5 separate regions of the Homo sapiens genome follow, and all the other regions are linked to region 1. Evidence: chromatin loops called from intact Hi-C (ENCODE). Cell type or tissue: endothelial cell of umbilical vein. All regions are shown on one strand. Each heading gives the region's core, and the rest is flanking DNA. Links, peaks and the distances in the headings are about the cores only. Region 1 overlaps NFKB1-AS1 (NFKB1 antisense RNA 1). Region 2 has its middle 120 kb from the start of NFKB1-AS1. Region 3 overlaps NFKB1 (nuclear factor kappa B subunit 1). Region 4 overlaps BDH2 (3-hydroxybutyrate dehydrogenase 2). Region 5 overlaps PPP3CA (protein phosphatase 3 catalytic subunit alpha).

Region 1 (4,661 bases), core at 399-4,398:
TGTAATTTGGATGCTTTTTGTTTATTTTTTTTTGACCCATTGCGCTAGGTCTGATTTCCAGTACTATGTTAAATATAAGTAGTGATAGTGGGCACCCTTACTCTGTTCTTAATCTTTGCGGAAAAGCTTTCAGCTTTCATCATTGAGTGTATTATTTGCAGGTTTGACATTTATGGTCTTCATTGTGTTGAGGTACTTTCTTTCTCTGCCTAATTTGTTGATAGCTTTTATGATGAAATGATGTCGTGTTTTGTGAAATACTTTTTCTGCATTTATTGAGATGATTATATGATTATATGATTTTTATCCTTCATTCTGTTAATGTGGTGTATTACACTGATTGATTTACATATGTTGAACCATCTTTGCATGCCAGGGATAAATCCCACTTGATTGTGGTATGTGATCATTTTAATGTCCTGTTGAATTCAGTTTGCTAGTATTATTTGTGTTGAGGATTTTTGCATCTATATTAATCAGGGATATTGGCCTGTAATTTTTTAAAATAATTTCTTTGTCTGGCTTCAGTACAGGGTAATGTTGGTCTCATAAAATAATTTTGGAAGTGTTTCCTTCTCTTAAATTTTTAAAAGAGTTTGAGAAGAATTGGCATTAATTATTCTTTAAATGTTTGGCAGATTTTACCAGTGAAGCCATCAGGTACTGGGCTTTTCTTTGGTGGGACATTTTTTTTTTTTTATCAGTAATTCAATTTTCTTACTTGGTATTGGTCTGTTCAGAGTTTCTATTTCTTCCTAATTCTGTCTTGGTAAGTTTTATATTAAAAAGAATTTATCCATTTCTTCTAGGTTATCCAATTCGGTGTATAATTTTTCATAGTGGCCTCATCACCTTTCGCCTTTCTGTGGTATTAATTGTAATGCCTCCTTTTTCACTTGTAATTTTATTTGAGTATTCTCTTTTTCTCTTGGTTAGTCTGGCTAAAGGTTTGTCAAATTTGTTTAACTTTTCAAAAAACATTTAGTTTGTTGATCTTTTCTATTGTTATTCTAGTCTCTATTTCATTTATTTCTGCTCTAATCTTTATTATTTCCTTTCTTCTACTACCTTTGGGTTTGGTTTATTCTTTTTTTTTCTAGTTCCTCAAGGTATTCTTTTCTATACCTTGAGGTATAAAGTTCGACTGTTTATCTGAGAACTTTCCTTTTTCTTAATGTTGGCATTTGTCACTATAAACTTCTCTCTTAGAACTGCTTTTGCTGCATCTGATAAGTTTTGGTATGTTGTGTTGCCATTTTTGTTTGTCTCAAGTTATTTTTTAAAATTTCTTCTTTGACCCTTTGGTTGTTCAGGAGTGTTGTTCAATTTGGGGGTGAAGTTTTGGTCACCATCTGTATGGGAGTGGGTGGGAACATGCAGCCTGGTCCTCCCTCTTCTTCTTGGAGGACTCGAGTACTTGAGCTCAGCCATTTACCCCTCCACCCATTATGACAGGCCCCTTTTCAAACAATTTAGCCCACTTGCCTCATGTACCTTCCCAAAGTCCTGATTTTCTGCATATGTGTGAGGAGAGGGTTATTGGTGAAGATCACTTCTACATATTTTTAGTTCCAAAGCACAAAAAGGCTATTTCCTTGCCACCTTCCACCCCCAATGCTATCTCAAAGGTAATCAAATTCTATCAAGACTCAAGGTTTCCAAGCTCAAGTTTTTTCTTGTGAGGAATTAGAATCATTCCAGGGAAAGGACATGGTTTAATTTTCTCCCAGTGAGTACTCAAAAATCAAGGGGATAGTTAAATATTTTTACATATTAATTATAAAAACTATCAGGAAACTAGTTCTGATGGAACTAATGTAATTCTGTTTCTATCAAGCAATCTATAGTTATTCCTTTTTATTTAGTTAAGTCTCATTTAAATATGCTAGCTCTGTTGTAGTTTTGCTTATTGGTGTTAAAGGCAGGGTCTCTGTCCAAAAATGGGCTAGGATATTAAAGGTAAATGAGCATTCCTTTACTTCTTGTCTCAAACCTACCTAGTAGAGGCAGATGTCAGAAGCAAGAGCCCAAAGGAGAAATTAATACATTAACTAGAGTTGGGGCTTCATGCTCCTGCTAACGTTTTTTGTGTGCCTGGTGATCCTTTGACAGTTTTGGAAGATCTGGATTTTGTTTATATTAAGGAAAAGACAAATTTCTATACAAAAAGCCATGGCTCTGTTGGATGCTGATATATCATGTAGCACTTGCTGTTTCCAACTAGGAAAACCTCCTGAACAATGCATCTTGGATTTGTATTTCAGGATGGCATAGAGTATTTCTTTCTGATTGCCAGGATAAATTAGGAAGAGCCCTTAGCCTCAGAAGCAGGATAAAAGGGAGATAGAATGAAAGTCATAGCCCTCCCCTGCCAATATTTCTTCTTTAGCCATTGAAGACAGTACATAAATGAACCTAAGCTGACTCGTTGCCTAAATTTCTCATTGTTTTTTCTGCCTCTAAGTCTTTACTTAGTAAAATTTTGTTAATTAGTAATTATATAGAATCAATACAGTTGGATCCTACTGTGCTAATCACAGGACTTTAGTAGAAGAAGAAAAAATTGGTGAGATTCTTTTGCCTAGGTTGGGCATGCTAATAAAGGAAGCAAGTAGTTATTTTAATATTTTGCTTCTATTTGAGAAATAAATGATGATTAAAAGCATACTTTTTAATGCAATCAGTCTATGTTACAAAGCATATTATTTTAAAAACTGTAGTAATTTTTTTTACTTTTCAACAAAGTTATACCATAAAAAATAGATACTGCCTTTGAACATGAATAAACAATTTTAAAGGGAAATATACTGCCATCTAGTGTCTAACTTTCAGAATATCTGAATTACTGTATTTAGAAATATTTACAACACCGGTAGTACCACATGGTGGCACTATAGACATGTACATTAAAGGGACAACGCCAAATTTATGGGCTATCTGTTTTATCTTGGTCCATAAGTGTTTGTTAAATGTGGCAAATACATTATTTTCCTTTTTAGGTTAGCACTTTATATTTTCTAAGAAAACCTTACATATTTTTGGTACTGCTCTTTTTTTTTTTTTTTTTTTTTTTTGAGGCGGAATCTCTCTCGCCCAGGCTGGAGTGCAGTGGCGCGATCTCAGCTCACTGCAAGCTCCGCCTCCCGGGTTCACGCCATTCTCCCGCCTCAGCCTCCCTCAGCGTCCGGAGTAGCTAGGACTACAGGCGCCCGCTACCACGCCCGGCTAATTTTTTTGTAGTTTTAGTAGAGACGGGGTTTCACCGTGTTAGCCAGGATGGTCTCCATCTCCTGACCTCGTGATCCGCCCGCCTCGGCCTCCCAAAGCGTTGGGATTACAGGAGTGAGCCACCGCGCCCGGCCGGTACTGCTCTTTAAATTTTCATAAGTCAGAAAAAACTCGAATACCTTTATATTTAATTCCTGGTTTGTGAAGTTTTAGGGCTTTAAATACTTTAAACTATATTGTCCTTTCACCTCTTTCCCCCCCTTATTCGGATAACTATAACCGAAACCAGCTTCAACACGGAGAAAAAGGTTTAAAACATTTGCACAAATACTAAATGCAAATATGCAACACATTTCCCACATAATCTAAAAGAAAAAAGAAAAACAACTCAGATGAGACTATCTTATAACAGGGCTCTTTGTATTTAGAAAGTGTGGTGGTGGTGGGGACAACTTCTGTTTTAAGTGCTAAATCCAGTGGGAAAAATTTGCCTCCTCACAAGAACATTTGCCTGAGATGCTGATTCATTACAAAGGGACACAGAGCTTTGGGTTCAGAAAATAAAGAATGCTTCATATGGAAAATTTTGTAATTTATTATGTGAGCATGCTTCAGGTTTCACTTTGCTTTTGGTATCATCAAATGTTGTAGTAGTAACTGTACGAAATGAAATTCATTCTATTTACTCTAATAAGCAGATTCTTGAAGAAACTGCTCTCATAAGCTAAGGTTCCTTATGATTCTGCAAGGAAGAGAAGACTAAAGCAAATCACTGTCTGAAAACATAACAGCTGGCTAAAGTAAGCATTGAACAACACTAAGCACTTCAAAACATCAAGTAAAATTTTGGCATTTAGTATCACATAATGTATATGATCTATATAATATAATATAATATATACATACATAATATCTAGTATAGTGTTTGCAGTTTTGTAAGTCTAATGTATTACAAGAAGCTTAAGATGTAATTATAATGATTTTTATCTAAACACAATTGCTAGTGAAATAGGAAGACTAATTGCCAAAATACTTATTTGGTGTATTCTCTCATCAGTGGTTATCAAGATTTTAAAAACTTATGAGAAATGAGTTCCAAGAGCTTAATCCAGAGTAATACAAGTTTACTTGTTTTGCTTAGCTTTCTTTATCATCCTCTTTGGCTTCTATTCCAAATCTTCATCATTTCCTCAACATTTAACTGCCAATGTTCTCAGTAAACCACCTTGTTAATCTGCTTTTTTTTCTTTTTTTTTTTTTTTTTTGAGATGGAGTCTCGCTGTGTCGCCAGGCTGCAGTGCAGTGACGCGATCTTGGCTAACTGCAACCTCCGCCTTCCGGGTTCAAGCGATTCTCCTGCCTCAGGCTCCCAAAAACCACCTTGTTTCTTACTTGAGAAAGTTACAGTCATCCATCAATTGTCCACCCTGCCC
Region 2 (4,661 bases), core at 473-4,472, 190 kb before region 1:
TGAGGGCCTGACACTTGGAGCTGCTGCAGCCTTTTTTTGGTGATCTTAAAGAAACATATTTGACAGGGGGTGTCAGAGATGTTTAGCTGCTAAATTAACCCTGCAACCATCTAACTGTGGTCTTATTATAATGTGGTAAAAAATAAAGGCTTAATTGTTTAATCTTGTAGTCAGGTGTTCTGATTTTACAACCCAAAGCATCCTAATTGATACAGCAGTTAAAGGTGTGGGCGTTGAAATCGGACTTACTTGTGTTTCAGTCCCAGATCCACCAGTAGCAGGCTGTTCTTCATTGGATACAGGCTACTGAGTCTTTCTGTGCCTTAGTTTCTTTAAACATGGGAACAATAACAACAGTATCTGCTTCATAGGTTAATTGTGAGGTATAAAGGAGATAATGCACAGATTATTGATAGCACATGATAACTATCCACCAAATGTGAGCTATTACAATCATCATTGCCTCTGTGTGAAGCCATCAGAAGAAATCTAGGGAGGTGGGCAGAACTGAACGTGTGCAGGCATTGGGTGGTGGCTGTGAACAGCATCAGACAGGAGAGCTGGAGGTGTCGGGGGCAGCAGTGAGCCTGGGAGAGGAGCAGGTAGGACCTGGATCCCCCCGCACCCTGCCTTGTCATCCTGAAGATTTAGGTCATATTTGACCAGCAGGTCATGGTCTAGACTGTGTTTTAAAAAGTTGAATTACATGCTAACATTTAAAAAGGGAAAGATTCCATGTAAAATATCGATGTATCTATCGCTGATCTTGTAATGGTATTTTTTAAAGCCCTTATTTGTTTAGCCCACTTATAGTCAGGCATTCTCATTTTATCATTAAAAGCATCCTCGTGGATAAAGACATGGGTCTTTGAGGTCAAACATATCTGGGCCTTGGAGAGGGCAGTGTGGGCACCTGGGTGTCCTGTTGGGAGATGCGTCACCTACTTCCTTGTGCTGGGATGCTGCAGTGGCAGTGGTGCCTCTAGTGAGGAAGGCTGTTGGGGACATAATTTGCTGAAGTGGGCTGGGAGCGGTGACTCACGCCTGTAATCCCTGCACTTTGGGAGGCCGAGGCGGGTGGATCATCAGGTCAGGAGATCGAGACCATCCTGGCTAACAGGGTGAAACCTCGTCTCTACTAAAAATACAAAAAATTAGCCGTGCGTGGTGGCGGGCTCCTGTAGTCCCAGCTACTCGGGAGGCTGAGGCAGGAGAATGGCGTGAACCCGGGAGGCGGAGCTTGCAATGAGCCGAGATGGCGCCACTGCACTCCAGCCTGGGCGACAGAGCGAGACTCCATCTCAAAAAAAAAAAAAAAATTGCCAAAGTGGGTGAAGGAAGGGCCCCTGCTCTTTTACAATGAGCTCTCAAGCCAAAGTGGGTGACTGGCATGCTTCCCTACCCATATTTTTGGTATTGGAATGAAAAGATTTTTAACTAGTCAACTTACAAACATGAATGAAATTTTGCCTTGTCAAAGATCCAAATTGTGTGTGCATGCACGTGCGTGTGTAAGTGTGAAGACTGCATGTGGTGCAAGGGCTATGGGCTCATGCTCTGATACTGAACCTCCCGGTACTGGCCTTGGACCAATCACTTAACCTCTAAGCCTCAGTTTCCTTATCTTGAAGTTGAGATTAATGGTAATAACTATCTCACAGTGTTCCTGTGAGGATTAAATAAAATAAAGATATAAATGTAGTAAATGCAATAAATGTTGGTTTATCAATATCATCCCTCAAAGGATAAGGCTGGTGGTGGCTGAAGTGTTCAGGCCTAAGAATCTTTGATTCCGCTTGCTAAAAGGAAAGAGCAACTTAAGCCTTCTGTACTGAGGGAAAATAATCAACAGGCTTCATGAACTGAGTTGAAGGAGAAAAATCCAGGCAGAAAGCTGAAGAAATTTCTAATTCCTTTTTTTTGGTAAGGTTTTTCCAATTTTACAGAAGCAATAAAATAAAATAAAATAAAATAAAATAAAATAAAATAAAATAAAATAAAATAAAATTGAGTAGCAATAGGCAAGCCAGCTGTTGGATGATTGTGCAAAGTTCTGCTTCTTCCAGCAGAGGCCTCTTGTGCTCAGGAAATGAGGCTAGTGGTGTGCAGAAGGGACTGCCCTGGGCCAGGGTGCTGGCTTCCTGGAGGCTTCCCCAGAGTACAGGGCATTTGCTGCCTTCAGCGAGGCGAGGGGAGCCTAAGGAAACACTTGCAGGGCTGCTCCCCAAACCCCTCACCTTCTGGGCTTCAGGGAGTTGGATGCCAGTGCCCCAGAGGAATGCATGAATGTGAAAGTACCTTAAAGAAGGAAATAAAGAGAAAGAAAAGAAGGGAGGGATGAAGGGGGAAAGAGGTGGGAGAAAGAGAAAAAGAGAAAGAGAAAAAGAAAGAGAAAGAGAAGAGTTGAGAGAAAGAGACTAGGAGAGAAAGAGAAAGGAAAAAGGAAGGGAGAGAAGAAGAATGAGAGAGAAAAGGAAAGAAATGGTGAGAGAGAAAGAGAAAGGAAGAGAGAGAGAAAAGAGAGAAAGAGAAAGCGGAGGGGAGAGAGAAAAGTAGAAGGGAGAGAAAGGAAGACAATGAGAAAAGGAGAGAAAGGAAAGGAGAGAGAAGAGATAGACACAGGGAGAGAGAAAGGGAGAAAGAGGAAGGAGGGAGGTGAGGAGGAAGGGTGGAAGGAGAAAGAAGGAACCCAAAGGGCGTCTCTGTTTGCTGAGCTCTGGTTTCTTCCATGGATCCAGGGCTAATAAAGGCTGAGCACCAGCATAGCTGGATCACAAGGTTCAGATCCACAGAGCAAATTTGTCTACTTTCTGCCTGTCTTTTGGTTACAGACAGGTCCCAGACTTAACAATGGTTTGACTTACGATTTTATGACTTTTTGACTTTATGATGGGTTTATCAAGGTATTAAGTGCACTTTTGACTTATAATGGGTTTATCAGGACATAACCCCATTGTAAGTGGAGAAGCATGTGTATTTCATTTCCATCCACTGTTGCTACCTTGGCAAAAGTGTGGCATATAAATGCTTTTTAATTCAAATTTACTTACTATGGATCTATGAAAACTTGGTACCAAGCCTCCTGAATAGATGATTGACAGAGGAGAAGTCAGATGAGCTATTTAAAGGCTTAGTAACAAAACAATCAGGAAAGGGCCAAAACTGTGAGCTATGGGCGTGATTTGGGGAAAGGAATTACATTCTGCTGGTGGAGGGACCAAAATCGTCCTTGGCCCACACGCTGTGTGCATATGTTGCTCATCATTCAAGATGTGCATTTGGCTAGGCAGTAAAGGAAGGCGGGGCCAAATGGTGGCTTTGACCTTCCCAGATCAAAACTGGGATGGAGAAGAATGCTAAGGACTGCTTGCATCAATCAGGCCTGAGAGGTTTGCTCATCTGTGAGCATATATGCACTTCCTGAGCATATATGGTCTCCATATACTGGGGAGGTAAAATTCCCCCTGCTACTGTGGTCGCTGGCAGCAGTGGTGGAGGGGCAGGAGCTTCAGGACCTAAAGGAAGAGAACAAGAATGTTGCTTTTTGGCAGCCCTGCTCCTGTAGCAGGACCTGTCTGTGGGATTACGATGGGTCTTTACGGGGATGTCATTTCTGATCCCTTTGGCCTCCCTAGGCCAGGCTTTGCTTCAGCTGGGAGGCAGGATTCTGCATTAATGTGGGTGGCCCATGGATAGCTTTTTGGGGGTCCTGGCTTGAATTGTTGAGGGAAGGTGAAGGGACACAAAGAAGTGGCAGAAAGAAGCAAGTGGTGGAGAAAAAAAGCTTCTGAGGGCCCCAAAGCAAAAGGAGTGGGGCTGGAAGGAGTGGGTAGGAGGAAGAAAGTCAGCATGGACTCAAGGCCTCTTCCTGGGCCTGTTCTTGGGGACCGGTGCCAAGCATCATGTGTGCTGGAGCTGAGTTCATTTGTTGAGGGAATGCTGGCTTCCTGCTGTTTGGCCACCCTTGGATAATACTTCAGAGCCCCCTGTTGGCAAGCTTCTTCCCTTTCCTGGGCATGACCCACCCCTTTGAAACAGTTGTGTGTTCCGTGACGCACTGCTGCAGCGTGAAGCCAAGGAGCACAGTATGGGGATTGAAGACTGAGTCCCGGCCCAGCCTTTGCTCTTTACATTAGACCAGGGGCCTTCCAGCACATCAGCAACTCTGTCCTGTGGACAATGGCAGGAATTCAAACCCCTCCCTGTTCACCTCTCAGGCTGCTATGACAGTCAGTACTTGAAAATATTTTCTAAATGAAAACATTTACATTTAAAGTTTTTTATTTTGCGAATTTTTTTCAAAATTACAGAAAAAAATTATTTCAAAAGACTTTTGAACATTTGCATTTGAATAAGGTGATAAAAAGGGATGCTGGAAATGTAAAAAAAAAAAAAACCCACGACATGAAGTTTTTCATTCAATTTTTTAAAGCCAAAAAATAAGTTGTGCATTATTGCTTTAGGAAAAGGAAAAAGGGAACTGCGAAACAGTTTTGAAATGAAGAAAATATCGATCTCTTTTCGCCAGGGAACAGACCTAGTAACCTGGTTGTCTGCTACTGGGCATCGACTTACAGCCTTCCCTGATCTGATGTGTCCCCAACATAGTCCTCAGGGTTCCATCTCACTATCTTCATCACCAGCTCTGCTTCCTGGATCCC
Region 3 (4,661 bases), core at 1-4,000, 180 kb before region 1:
AAACTCTGAGCTGGGTCAGAATACCCAACCAAACTGCAGAGAGTCAGAGCTATAGCCTTTTGGAAGGAACAGGCAGTCCAGGCCACCATGTCAATCATCTCCTGCTCAGAGACCTAAGGCTAGTGAAGAGCTTACTCAGAGCTGTGAAGCTGTCTCCCTTCTTCCATAGGAACAAGCTTATGAGAATGAATTGTATAAACTTGCTCAAATTGAGATGTCTAGATGTTCACAAGGCTTGGTGTTAACCCTCTGGCAATACTGACATTTTAACTGAGGGTCCAGAATTGTCTTAGGCTAAAAGAAAAATTATTCTGTAGCTGCCGAGGCATTTGTGGTGTTCTCTGCAGTCACTCTGTTGCTGGCTGACCTGGGTAAGGAGAGCGTGGGGTCACTGAGTGCATCATCTTTTTGTGTTCTGTGGCAAGGCCTTCTGGGGAAATGAGGTGCTAACATAAAGGGAGAACCATGCTAACGTCAGTGAGCTGGACACATACAGGCTGTGGGAGGCACATGAGCAGTTTTAGAAGTGGAGCAGCTCTCGTCTCTAGAAGAACTGATCTTGTCATGTTGGAGATCTTGCATGCTGCCCACCTCCTCCCTCTGGCTTTTCTTCCTGGGGCCAAATGACCTAGTAACTGCTTTATACCTTCAGATCTCAGCCCTGTGGAGTTTTGAGGAAGGCTTTAAATCTATTTACTCTGTTTATATTTATTGAAATTCTAAGAAGAATTCTTAGTTTATTTTTACATCCTGAAATCACTTACCTAAGTCCTAAGCAAACAGTAACATTTATCCTAGCTTCAGAAATTGAGATGGTCACAATTATGGTGTGAATTTGGAATGGGTAACTTTTATGTGAATTTTGTGTTTTTCTTCTAACCTTTTCTCACATCTCAACTCTGATCTGATTAGGCATACACTTTCGTACTCAGAACTCAGCTGACCTAGATCTTTCATGGATAGGGTTTTTCAAGATAAAAATGGTCTCTGACAAACAGACTTTCTTAAAAATAAAAGGCATGTTCTTTGGGGAATAAAGCACCAGGAAGACCATCTGTTCTTACATTCCTGAACCTCTGACTCCCTCAGGGGCAGCCATCAGACAGATGGAGCGGCACTCACCTGCCAGCTGGTGGCCATATCTAGAGGCGTGGTTCCAGGCACAACTCCTTCATCCTCTCCTGCATTTTCCCAAGAGTCATCCAGGTCATAGAGAGGCTCAAAGTTCTCCACCAGGGGATCTGCTCCTGCGAAGTTAGATTACACAGCATTAGGTAAACCCAGATCTTGTCAACTTCCAACTGCCTGCAAAGGTCAGATTCCCAAAGGCAAAGCAATGTAGCAGCTTGAGGCAATCTCCTGGATAATTTTTAAATCATAAAACATTTCTACTGGAATATCCAGAGAAATTATTTTAAAATTGTAATTTACTTTGATTGTTAAAGTGTCTTATGACACCTGAAATAGCCAAAGATACTATTGAAGAAAAAAAGACTTCAAATACTCTTTCACATTTAACTCTACAGGATATTTCTCAACTGAATAGTGCATCTTTAATCTTAGGGCTGATGGACAGCATGATTACAGCCACTAGGGTGCACCCTCAGGATTAGGGTCCTAACTGTTCAAATTTATGCATGACAATGTGTATTTCTCAGCCCCTTTTCTTGGACACTCAAAAGAGCAAAGATGCTTGATGTCTAGTGACAGCATGGCCAGTTTCATTGCTGGGTACAGCAATGCCAGGGTTCTGATCTTTAAATAAACAAACCTACTAGGATGTATAATTATTGAAATATTTTGGGAAATGTAGTCTGCTCTTTAGCATCCAGCAAAAACAAAAACAACAAACAAATAAACAAAACATCAAAGTAACTCAAAGACTAGAGCTAGAGTTACTTCTCAGAGGCTTAGATGATTTTTATGAGTGTTTAGCTTGATGTCTAATGATGCCATTTTTGAGGGAGGAACTTGTTTTTATCTTGCTGGGAGAACATCAGATGGGTCAATATCAATAATAGAGGAGTACTTAATGGGAAACAAAGAAGGATCTTCATGCTGTTTCTTGATTTTATTCTCCCAGTTCTGGCCTGATCTATGAGGCAATAAATGTAATCCATGGAGAAATTAAGATGAACAATTTACAGGACCAAAGTGTGGAGGGATGAGCTATCTCTTAACTGACGCTTTTTTTTTTTTTTTTTTTTTTTGAGATGGAGTCTTGCTCTGTTGCCCAGGCTGGAGTGCAATGGCGCAGTCTCAGCTCACTGCAACCTCAGCCTCCAGGGCTCAAGTTATTCTCCTTCCTTAGCCTTCTGAGTAGCTGGGATTACAGATGCATGCCACCACGCCCAGCTAAGTTTTGTATTTTTAGTAGAGATGGGGTTTCGTCATGTTGGCCAGGTGAGTCTCGAACTGCCAGTCTCAGGTGATCCACCCACCCTGGCCTCCCAAAGTGCTGGGATTACAGGTGTGAGCCACCACACTCGGACTTAACTGACCTTTTCCACGACATTAAGATTAGGACTTGGTTTTTCATCTGAGTTTCTTCATTTATATATCAGAGAAACTGTTACTTGCTTTTCCTTTCATGGGATTCTGAGAATTCAATATAAAGCATTTTTAAAAGGGTTATAGTTTCTTTCTTTTTCTTTTTTTTTTTTGAGACAGGGTCTTATTCTTATTCTATAGCTCAGGCTGGAGTGCAGTGGTGAAACTGTAGCTCACTGCACCCTTGAACTCACAGGCTCAAGTGATACTTCTACCTCGGCCTCCAAACTAGCTGCGACTATAGGCGCATGCCACCATGCCTGGCTACTTTTTAAATTTTTTAATGGAGATGAGGTCTTACAATGTTAACCTGGTTGGTCTCACACTCCTAGTGCAAGTGACCCTCCCACCTCAGCCTCTCAAAGTGCTGAGTTTACAGGTGTGAGCCATCACGTCTGGCTGGTTATAGCTTCTTGTTGGAAGGCATTTAATTAATCAGTGTCTTCTAAAACTATTAATACCCACTGCAATCAGAGTTTCTTGTTCAAGAAAAAGTTCTATTTAACAAAAGAGAAAAGAAAAATATGGTGTCCCAAAGAAAAAGTTCCTATGTCTTTTGCTTTGTTTTCTTGAATTTATGAAGCATTTACCTTTTAAGTTAAAAAAAAAAAAAGCCTCTAAAGTATATCAGATATGTCAGGGCAGGCTTCAGATGCCAATTTCATTACACATATTTTGAGGTTCTAAATATGCAAGGCACTGGAGATTCAAAGATCAGCATGGATAATTTTCTATACTTCACAGGACTAGAGAATTAAATGGAATAACATCTGCAAACCTATGAGCAAAATAGGAGAGAGAAACATAGTACAGAGAATAAAGTCTTGAAGTTCACACTGCCGAAGTGTGATTCATAGCTCTGTCACTTACTGGAACCCTGAAGTGGGATCTGGTAGTCTCTCTAGTCTGTTTCCTTGACTCTAAGATGGGGAATAATGGTATTTGTCACAAGGGGTGATTGGGCATTAAATGAGACTGTGCACATAAAGTGCATATCACAGTGCCTGGTACACAGAAAGGTCAATAAGTGCTAGCCATTTTTAGTGCCTTCCACATAATGGGTCTTAATACATGGCCCATTTTCTTTTTCCTACACTTCAATTTCTAAGAGATATTTCTTTCAAAATGAAGTCTTTAAATGATTTCTTATACCAATAATCTTTTTCTTCTGGGGCCTTCTGATATGATCTGAGACTAATACCACTCAGAATTCTATAAGGAATCAAACTCTACTTTGAAAAGACCCTTTGTCATGGGAGTCAATCTAAACAATCAAACCCCAAACAAACAGATGAATCAGAAAGTAAAAACTAAAATGACTATCAGGGTAAAGCCCAAGATTACTAGTCCAAACAGTGCCTTATGGCAGATAAAATGTGATTTGCCATATAATTTTTATTTACCCTTGTTTTTCAGCAGTAGGTCTGTGGCTTAAAGAAGGCAACATGACTGCTCTATTGAAGTTGGGTTTGCATTCCTGGTAACATTTTTCATTAATGACCGCCAGATCACCATCTTACCTGCTGCTTTGAGAAGAGCTGCCAGCCTGGTGGACCCTCTCCCAGCTGCTATATGCAGGGGTGTGGTTCCATCGTAGGTAGTACTGTCCACATGGGCATCACCCTACAATCCAGCCCACACAAGAAAGCGTTAGTGGAAGGTTCTTTTGCCCTTTTGTCCCCACCTCCCAGTGTGCATGGCTCCTTGGGTCCTATTACTAGCCCAATTGCTACTTTGGGCTGGCTCTGTCATTGAAGAAATCCCCAGTTAGAGATGCCAAGCAAGGGGGTTGGGGGAATGTCTAAAGGTGGTACTCTGAAGCCCTCCATAAATGTTAAACAAATAGAGCTGATTGTAAGGGAGAACAGCAGCTACTGACTTCCTTCTTTGAAAAGATTTCCTTAAATCTCCCTCAGAAATTTAATGCAAAAGCAAATAAGTGTGCCCTTCACCTCCAGGAGCAGGCAGCCTGCCAATGAGATGTTGTCGTGCTCCACAGCCAGGTGCAGTGCTGTGCGCCCGGACTTCTGCTCCTGAGCATTGACGTCAGCCCCAGCGGCCACCAGCAGCAGCAAACATGGCAGGCTATTGCTCATCATGGCTAGATGAAT
Region 4 (4,661 bases), core at 219-4,218, 660 kb before region 1:
ATGTGTATTTTACACTTGCAGCACATTTCATTTCAGACTAGCTGCATTTCAGGTGCTCAGTAGCCACATGTGGCTGGAGACAGCTTAGCTCTAAAATCACACATCATCATGAGAAACCCTAAGAGAGTACCCAGATTATTAGGTGTGTACCACCACTTCTTCACCCCACTGAACCAAACTCCAACACCAAAGGATTTTAATTGCAGTTTACCCAAAGAAATCAGAACAGAGAACCTATATGAAAGGTAACCCTTACAGCAAAATAGAACAGGTTACATAATCAAACAGCAATTAGTTCCTTGAATTAGTTAATTGAATTGGAATATGTTGAATTATAATTCAAACAAGTCAAAGTAAAGCTGCTGCACTGGGGAAGCACAAAGATAAGGAAATGTTTCTGAAACAAAATTTCAAGTCTTCCCTTTCTTTATGAATCTTTTATTTCTATATTCCCCCAAAATAAACCATATACATATTATTTATAATATATTATAAATTATAAAATATAATACACATTATAGATAATTATATATTATATGTATTATACATATATTATTATATATTATACATATACATATTAATACATTGTATATATTATAAATTATATTACTATATATTATATGTATTATTCATATATTATTATATATTATATGTATACATATTAATACATTGTATATATTATAAATTATATTACTATATGTTATAATATATATTATGCACATTATAAATAATATGTGTATATATTTATAATGATGACTGCTGCTTTTGTTAGACACTGTTTGGAGTTTCTCAGCAACTAGTGCAGTGTGTATCTCTCAGGTGCCCGCCATGCCAGATCTCTCATGTCTAGCCTTCAAGGGTGTCATCCCTTCTTCTGACCCTCTCATTTCTTCTCCTTGCAGTTTAGTCCAGAAATACATGTATTTGACTGGATACCCTTGACTAACAGAGTCATTTCTAATAAATAATGGAAATGACATAAAGGGGAAGCTCACAAATAGAAACAGTCTCTTATTCCAGAACACTTGCTCTTCTCCACCCCTCACTCAGACAAAATTCTGATTACTGTATAGGTACCAGCAACCCAGTCTCTGGCAGGGGAAGGATAGGGGAAGGACATCTTGAATATATGCAATTTTTATTTCTCAATTATACCTCAAAGAAGAGAAAATTAAGAGAAAAGCTGCAAAGAGGAGAAAATTAATGTTTGAAGTTTGTAAGAACTTCAAATGAGCCCATTTTCAGTTATTACTGCTGGCTTACTGAGAAACATCTAATGTACACCAGTCATTCTTTACTATAAAGCCATTGCTCAGAAAGGACCCTTATTATTCAACTTGGAAAATGGACAGAGAGGAAGGAAGAGGGACGGATGGGTTATTGGAGGAGTCAAGATGGACTTTAAGTTTACTAATGAGACTCTGAAGATTCTTAAGACCCTAGTAAGAAGGTCAGCAATCTATGAAGCCTAGCTGGATAGATGTTGCAATCTTCACACTTCACACTTCAAAACAGCTAAACCTTCAAGGCTAAACATTTTTAGGAATAGTGCCTCTTGTTTTATTTTTCAGGTATTCAAACTCGTGTCCTTGATGTCACAAAGAAGAAACAAATTGATCAGTTTGCCAATGAAGTTGAGAGACTTGATGTTCTCTTTAATGTTGCTGGGTAATTCATAACTTTTTAGTTTCACTTTCCTTACAGAAAGTTTTCTATGACTTTCATTCAAAGAATTTTCATAATGTGGCAAAATCATTCATTGTGAACCATGACATATTCCTTGGGAAATATGGCTAGATTTTACACAGCATTTTCATTACACATAAAATTCAGCAGGTAAGACAGCCTTAGAGTTTGACATGATCTGGGGCAAATGAGGTCTACTCAAGACAGATGGTACTGATACAAAGCTGTATTATGTGTTACAATGTATGGAAGTTAAATTAAAGCAATAATTTCTGATCATCTATTTTATAAATAGTCTTCCATCCTCATGTAAGAATACACCCAGAAACATGAAACAAATAGTTAGCAAAGTTAGTTTCTGAGCATCTATTAAATTTTCAGCCATGTAGGGGATGTAGAAATAATCATGTGGTTCCTGCTGTCATGAAACTGACATTCTGACTGAAATAGCAGAGCTTTGGTACATGGAAGTCACAGCCAACAATATTTTATAATGAATTACATAATTTGGGTCCAGAGGACCAAATCAGTAAGGGTTCCAGTGTTTTGGAAGCTTCCCTCAGAAAACGTAACTTGAAAAATAGTGAAAGCTACTTTACGGGTTTGTTTTGTTCTGCCTTAACGTCTCTCTTACAACAAACTAACATCTCTCAGTATGTTAGAACACTAGCAGTATCACTTTGCTGCTCTGAGATGTTCAGACACTTGTTTTCCTTGCAATTTTGATTTCCCTTGAGAATTCTAAATCTGTGCCACCTGAGGGCACTGTTGCTCTTGAAATAGGAATCACATAGGCAAATAGGGCAGATGTTTTTTCTCTCTCTCTTTTTTTTTTCTGAAACAGGGTTTGTCTTGGTTCCCCAGGCTAGAGGGCAGTGGAATGATCATAGCTCACTGCATCCTAAAACTCCTGGGCTCAAGTGGTCCTCTTGCCTCAGCCTTCAAAGTAGCTGAGGCTGCAGGTGTGTGCTACCATGCCTAGCCCTGTTCGCCTTTATTTGTTGTTTGTTTTTAATGGCATTGATGTTTCCAGCACAATTAATATAAAGCTTCTTATGTTCGGTGACCATACTTTTGTTTGGAAAACAAGGATCTTGTTTTCAGATGACATTTCTAGCTTAAGTTGTTGGGATTCTTACTAATATAATATACTAAGTGATACTATGAATTGTTTAAAGTCTTGATAAGGGAAAGAGACAGTGGTCTAAGTCACTAAGTGACAATAAAAATAATCAGCAGATGGAATAGAAAAATTTTAATGGCAGTTATTCTTCCATTGTTTAATCACTCTTCTAGTTTTGTCCATCATGGAACTGTCCTGGATTGTGAGGAGAAAGACTGGGACTTCTCGATGAATCTCAATGTGCGCAGCATGTACCTGATGATCAAGGCATTCCTTCCTAAAGTAAGACCACCACCACCACCACCAGGATAAGCACCACATTAGGTCTCTGTACTGGGCACACAGAAGGGATTCCCACATGTGCTGAAGAGTGATAATAACTAACACAATGATTAACTTGCATTGAACATTTATATCAAGGCATTTCACATAAATTAATCTATTTAACCTTCCAGCTCATCCACTCAAGGAATATTTATTAAGCACTTTCCACATGCCAGGCTCCATTCTAGGCACAGAAGACACATAAGTGAACTAAACAAAGTGCCTTCTATAAGGCAGGTTCCATTATTGGGGGTGAGATGGGACAATTAGTAATCAAATAGACATAGAATATGTGGCGTGGTTTTAAATATAATGAAGAGAAAGAAGCTAGGATATCAATGCGGCCCCTCTGGACTCCACCGCAAAGGTGAAACTGGCATAGCAGTCCAAGAAGTGAGACAGCTGATCATTCAGGTACCTTGGGAGATGATTCCAGGCAGAGGTAACAGCAGGGAGGCACACGAGACTGGAATGATCGTATGAGGTAGATACTATTATCTCATCCATTGTTCAGAAGATGAAACTGAGAGTTCAGACAACTTGCTCAAGGTCACCCAACTAGCACATGGTTAGAACCAAGATTTGAAGCCTGGACGTTGAGCCCCTTCGTGAATTTCAGTCTAGGCTCACACTCTCAAGAGGGATGTACCCCATTGCTTTTCTCTGCCCTGAAGCTTCTCCCTTCGCTCTTGTTTTGATCTGAACCACAGTGGTACTGGGCAGGTGAGAGACAGTGTGTGCTCAAGACAGCATTCCTCCTTGAATTCTCAAGCCTTCACACAACGCATCAATGTTTAAAATTTTATTTTATAAACTAGCATTAAGTACCTCTTGGTATAAATCACTATATAAAGTGTTCTAGGGGAGTATAAACATGAGCAGCGTACATCCCTGATTTCAAATGAGCTTATAAACCAGTAGTAGCAGACAGTGCAGGCTGAGACAATGAAAGGGGTTGACTGGGTACAGAGCCAGCTCAACTCAAGGTTGTAAATTGAACCTAGTGAAATGCAGAAGAACAACTTTTCCCTTCCATCCCAGCTGGATTTGATGTCCTGTCCATGTCTGGGCAGGAGAAGAGCTTTGTTAATGGCACAGCAGGGCTGATATTCTACTCTGAATATTCAACCTAATGTTAAGAAGGTTCCAGATGAACATTAACAGGAAAATTAGAGAAACTGACTTAGTAATGAAGGGACTTTGAAAAATCTACTTGTTTAGTGCTTAGAAGGGATTTTTGGGTGGGTCCACAGAATGTTGAACTAGCAAATTTTTATAACAAATTGTTTTTTTTAATGTAAGTTGATTTTTTAGCCTATTTGGAGTTTATGAGAAACTATAGTATTTGGAACACGAATGTATTTTTGAAGACAGATCCTTTGCATAGGTTACAGGGGTAGAGCAGAGACTGTGGTATAGGAGGAAAGCTTAGGTCATCGTGGGTAAGACTGTTGCACATGCATGAGACTCATTTGCAAAACCAGGCTCTAAAATGCTTTACAAATTTTAGTAAAGGAAGTAGGTGTGG
Region 5 (4,661 bases), core at 394-4,393, 1.3 Mb after region 1:
CAAGTTCTCTTTTAACCATAGTATTTACCTAAGCTGTCAACCTTCTTTGAAGGGTTTTTTTTTTTTTTTGAAAGAATTGTTCATAAACGAGTATGCATCAGAACCAACTATGGAGCTTTAAAGAATATACATGTTTAGCTCCTATTGTGGGAGATTGTTATTCAGTAAGTCTGAATTGAGCTCTGCTTTTCAGAAGCTCCACAGATGACCCCGATTCACACACCAAGGTAAAAACGGATGGCTTTCAAATGACACAGAAAGGAGATTTCACACATGGCAGGGAAGGAATGTAAACTACTGACAACCACCCAAAGGACTTTTCTCTGTGTACCTTGGGTGAGTATTGATAGCTACTTGGAAAAATGTGATAGTAAGTAAAACAGTAAATATTTAAGTATTCCTGTAGATGCTAGTTAATTCCTTTTTAAATGGGATTGAATTTTAGTACTTTAAAAAATACCAAAATGATTATTTGCCCAAATAAGTTTGACTAGACTAGAATGCGAGCTCCTTGAAGGCAGGGATTTGTGTCAGTTTCACAGATATATTGGTAAATGTATCAGTAAATAAGAGTGCTCAATAAATAAGAGTTTAAATAAATTGAATGAATTTTGAAAGCTTAAGATATTTGGGGAACAGATAAGAATGATTAATTATAGGCTGGGCAAGAATTTTTGAGTGAAGGTAGATGAAACGTGATTATTCTGTTACTTTTCTTAGTAAAATCCAAGTATAGGTATATCTAAGAAAAGTGCAGACATGTAGAGAAGAGATGCTAGGTGTGAGGTTGACCCAAGCATGGTGAACATTTTTTGGCAAATATGAAGGCAGTCTCCTGTTGTTATTTTTTTTTTTCACCTCTCACCCTACTTCCATGATATTCTTTCCCAGCCCTTAACTCCTTTCCAGTTAGTTAAATTCCATTTATTTATTTGTAGTAACATGCAAAATGTTTATTGCTTTTGCTTTTTAAATTCTGACTGATGCTCTCTGTTATGTAGTTAACTGTGGCTTTAGAATTACCAGGAAAAATTATAGCCTTGAGGGTCCAGGAGATTAAAGCCTAACATCTCAGGTACTTTGCAGTATATTCTGCCATTGGATCTCTATGGGAGATTTTCAACAAGAGTCAGGAGGAGTTTTTTTTTTCTTTTCTATGTAGTTTTATATAATTGTGGGAAAAAATGTCTTGATGCTCTAAATTACAGACTTTTGTGTTACTTGTTCTAAGGCCACTTTTCTTTTGTTATTTCAATTGGTAAGCCAAGAATCTTAAATTATTATCTGGGAGTAATTTAAGTCACTTTTGTATCTTGTGTTACAGCTGTTAATTGGACCACGTTTAAGATCAGCAAATGCTAGCAAATAAATACTGTATTTTATATGGAAAACTATAGAAATAGGGGAAATTTCCATAATTGTTAGCAGAGCCAAAAAACTTGGGCCTTGCCTGATAATTAGCTGCCTAAATTCAAAATATACTGCATGACACTTACTGTAAAATGAACAGTCTTTTCAGAATCAAAACTGACTCCCCAAATTTAAGAGGATAAAAATCACCAACATGTCTTAAAAGCATGGTTTGTAAATTATTTCTGAGTCAGCATTTTTTGAAGCCTCTTCTTACAGATTTCTCTAAGGTTGCAAAGTCATCACATAAGAGTCAGCAGTAAAAAAAAAAAGGCATTTACTTCTTCTGGTATATAACATTTGCATGCTCTACTTGCCTTTTAGCAGCTTATAATCAGATGCTGAAAACATATTCACCTATAGAACTGGGTAAAAATCAAACCCATAGGTAGGCATTTAATAACTGTCTCTTTCTTTAGGCCTGTTTCAGTTTATGTTGATCTCAAAGGATATTTAGCATATATGTGCCATTACCGTGATTGCTTTTCAGCTTTAGGATAAAAGTCAGAGTCTGACTGATGCTCCCCAGGGTTGCCACAGGTGGTTGGGCATGTCTGCACTACACGTCTCATGACATGGTAGCCTGGTAAATAGCGCCCTCTGGAGTACTGTAGGACATAGCCAGAGTGGTCATTTGTAGTAGCCTTGGGCATGCACACCATTCATTCTTGTCTTTGCTGCTGACTGAGCATCTTCTCTACGCACTGTGCTAAATCCATGTAGAAGGTAAAAGTGATGAATTTCACTTACGAGCTTTATTAGAATTTAGGTAATATATTCACTTTCCTAAATTGCCTATACATGATTACCATACTAGGCACTCAGTTTGATCTTCAGTGAACAGGCAAGGCTGGTTGTTGACCTTTGTATGTAGGTATAATTGCTTAACTGCTTATCTGTAGTTCCTGTTTGCAATTAATTGCCCTTGTGCAAAAGTGAGCGTCTCAATTTCCTGTTTGCATTTGTGACTGAAGTCTATGAAGTAGCTTTATTATTGTTTCATTCAGTACATATTATTGATCATCCAGCAAATAGGTATAAAGGGGAAGATAGAATTATAAAGAATTATAATTCTTATATCATTGCTTTAGAAGGCTAAGATGGTGGATTTAGCACATGTATCATCATATGTGTAAGCAGATACAAAAGACTGGTGTAAATTTCTGATATAATAAGAGGTCTTACTTGCTAGACATGTGGATAGTATGGCATAGCTCCTAAAAACTAATTTTTAAGGAGACGTATATATGGTCTTAATAGATATTATTCAGTTCAGTACCTGAACCTTTTTGCCATCAGCCAATTTTTAGTCTTTCTTTCATTGGACCTCCTGAGAAGTTGACACTCCCTCTTTCTTTCAATACTTTCTTCCCTTGGTTATCAGGATACCATGCTCACCTGCTTTTTCCTTAGTTTGTGGTCCTTTTTACTTAGTCTCCTTGGAGGTTCTTCTCCCTCTTAGAGTGTCCCACAATTTAGTCCTTAGACTTCCCTCCTCTATCTACATTCACTGCCTTTGGATATTTTCCCTATTGTCTTGTTCTAAAAATTGTCTTTTGTGAGATGATTCCTAAATATTCTCATCTTTAGCCCGGTCCTTTCCTCTGTCCAGTCTCATATTTCTAGTTATCTACTTTTCTCCATTTGCCTGTGTGAGACACACCTCAAATTTAAACATTTCCAAAGCCACACTTCTGACCTTCCTTCATAAATCTGTTCTTCCTACTTTGCCTTCCATCTTATTACACACAACTATATTCTTGACATCTCCTTTCTATTTTTTCTCCATCCTGTACACAGTCTGTCTGAAAGTTCTTTTAGCTCTGTCTTTAAACTATGCCTGGAATTTGATCACTTCTCCATTCCCTGTCTGCACTAGCCCTTCCACTACCTTGGCTGGATTATTGCAGTGGCCTCTATCTAAAGTGTTCTCTGGCTTCCCTCTGCCCCCATTCTCAACCCAGTGGTCAGTGTGATGCTGGTAAAACAGAAGTACCACCATACAGCCCTTCTGCTCACATCCCTCTAGGAGCTTCCTTTCCCACTAGAGAGGTCAAGAGGATAAGTGCTTTACCTCAACTCCAAGGCCTTTCTGATCCTTTGCCTGTTCTGCCTTTATGTCTTTCTGATTTCAACTCCTACTCCTGCTACCCTTGTTCATTCACCTCAGCCCCTCTGGCTTCCCTTCTCTTTCTCACACATGTTCTGTAGTTTGTGTCCTTTCCAGCCAGCCAGCCTGTCACCCACATAATTATACCAGCCCTGACCTTCTGTGTCTGTGTTTAGAAGTCACCTCCTAAGGGAGACCGTCTCTGACCACCCTGTGTGATAGCTGTGTCCCCCAACCCTCACCACTTCCCAGGTGCTTGTTATCACCCCTAGATTATAATCTCCATTGCACTTATCATTCATTGATACACTTTGTAGCTCAGTTTTTTTTATTTATTAGTTATCTTTCTGCCTCTTTAGAGTGTACACTGAAGGAGGGGAGAGATGTTTAACTCTTTTTTTCATTGCCCTATTCCCAGTGTCTAAAACAATACATCACATATATTAAGCTCTTGGTAAATACTTGTACACATATTCGGTAACGATTTAAATGTTGACTAAGCTCCTCTTTGATGCTTTTTTACTAAAGCTGTCTAGGTGAAGAAAACTGTCTGGTAACCATGTGGCTGGGATTTACTCAAAAAACAAACACAAAAGTCACCATGCATCTCAGTATGCATCCAGAAGCAATTTGTTCTTAAGGTGCCTTAACCAAGAGCCTCTATAGTGATGTCAGGAATCATCATCCCTATTGCTGTCTAAAGATTATCTCCCCTAATAATGGGCATTTACAGAGCCTAGAGAGTTATTTCTCTTACAGAAATGTAATTTTGTATTTGTCTCACCACTTCCTTCTATTAATGATGCCAACATGTTTAGTTAAGAGAATGGAATTTGGAGTTTAACTTGAGGCAAATCATTTCTCACCTGTCTTTCTTCTGAATTCAGATCAAAATGCTAAATTGCACGTATAATTAAAGGAGGGACAAGAAAGACTAAGAAAATGGCTGTGTGCTGTTGTTTCAGTTTTGAATATTGTCTCATTGCTTTCTAATAATTTAGCTCTTGTTAATATCAACAAAGTAAATAAATCATAATGTTTTGGCTTGAACCCAAAGTAGCTTTCAAATGTATTAATATACCCTAAGGAAATATACAATGTAAGTGGTAACCAACAAATGGGTCTTCATATTGTTGTTGCT

The links. Peaks named below come from ENCODE experiments on the same cell type or tissue, not always from the same donor. Only the 100,000 strongest peaks of a DNase experiment are listed, where the experiment ranks them.
Region 2: it touches region 1 in a loop (7-fold over the local background); 60 of 110 quality-filtered maps call a loop at or near these places.
Region 3: a loop joins it to region 1, with 2.9 times the contacts of the local background. A loop is called at or near these places in 64 of 110 quality-filtered maps.
Region 4: it touches region 1 in a loop (9-fold over the local background); 69 of 110 quality-filtered maps call a loop at or near these places.
Region 5: it touches region 1 in a loop (4-fold over the local background); 3 of 110 quality-filtered maps call a loop at or near these places.

What each region holds. Positions count from the first base shown.
Region 1 is chr4:102,429,764-102,434,424 of GRCh38, reverse strand. The region is part of intron 2 of NFKB1-AS1 (NFKB1 antisense RNA 1); the gene reads left to right. Among named protein-coding and RNA genes, the nearest start is that of NFKB1, 69 kb to the left of the region's middle. In endothelial cell of umbilical vein, for the core only: a CTCF peak has its summit at 2,843 (motif pointing left); DNase peaks (open chromatin) are centred at 2,874 and 3,544; H3K4me3 peaks cover 1,015 bases; H3K27ac peaks cover 1,199 bases.
Region 2 is chr4:102,623,186-102,627,846 of GRCh38, reverse strand. No RefSeq gene overlaps it. Among named protein-coding and RNA genes, the nearest start is that of NFKB1-AS1, 120 kb to the right of the region's middle. In endothelial cell of umbilical vein, for the core only: CTCF peaks have their summits at 2,063 and 3,994 (motif pointing left); no DNase peak of the experiment used is centred there.
Region 3 is chr4:102,607,161-102,611,821 of GRCh38, reverse strand. NFKB1 (nuclear factor kappa B subunit 1) reads right to left here. Exons shown (of 24, transcript NM_003998.4): 18 at 4,503-4,661; 19 at 4,071-4,173; 20 at 1,123-1,247. All of the region lies in intron 1 of LOC105377347 (a long non-coding RNA gene), which reads left to right. Among named protein-coding and RNA genes, the nearest start is that of NFKB1-AS1, 110 kb to the right of the region's middle. In endothelial cell of umbilical vein, for the core only: a CTCF peak has its summit at 1,572 (motif pointing right); no DNase peak of the experiment used is centred there.
Region 4 is chr4:103,089,607-103,094,267 of GRCh38, reverse strand. BDH2 (3-hydroxybutyrate dehydrogenase 2) reads left to right here. Exons shown (of 10, transcript NM_020139.4): 4 at 1,572-1,668; 5 at 2,983-3,091. Among named protein-coding and RNA genes, the nearest start is that of BDH2, 7.9 kb to the left of the region's middle. In endothelial cell of umbilical vein, for the core only: a CTCF peak has its summit at 2,430 (motif pointing right); a DNase peak (open chromatin) is centred at 2,447.
Region 5 is chr4:101,166,759-101,171,419 of GRCh38, reverse strand. All of the region lies in intron 2 of PPP3CA (protein phosphatase 3 catalytic subunit alpha), which reads left to right. Among named protein-coding and RNA genes, the nearest start is that of MIR8066, 72 kb to the left of the region's middle. In endothelial cell of umbilical vein, for the core only: a CTCF peak has its summit at 2,018 (motif pointing left); a DNase peak (open chromatin) is centred at 1,999.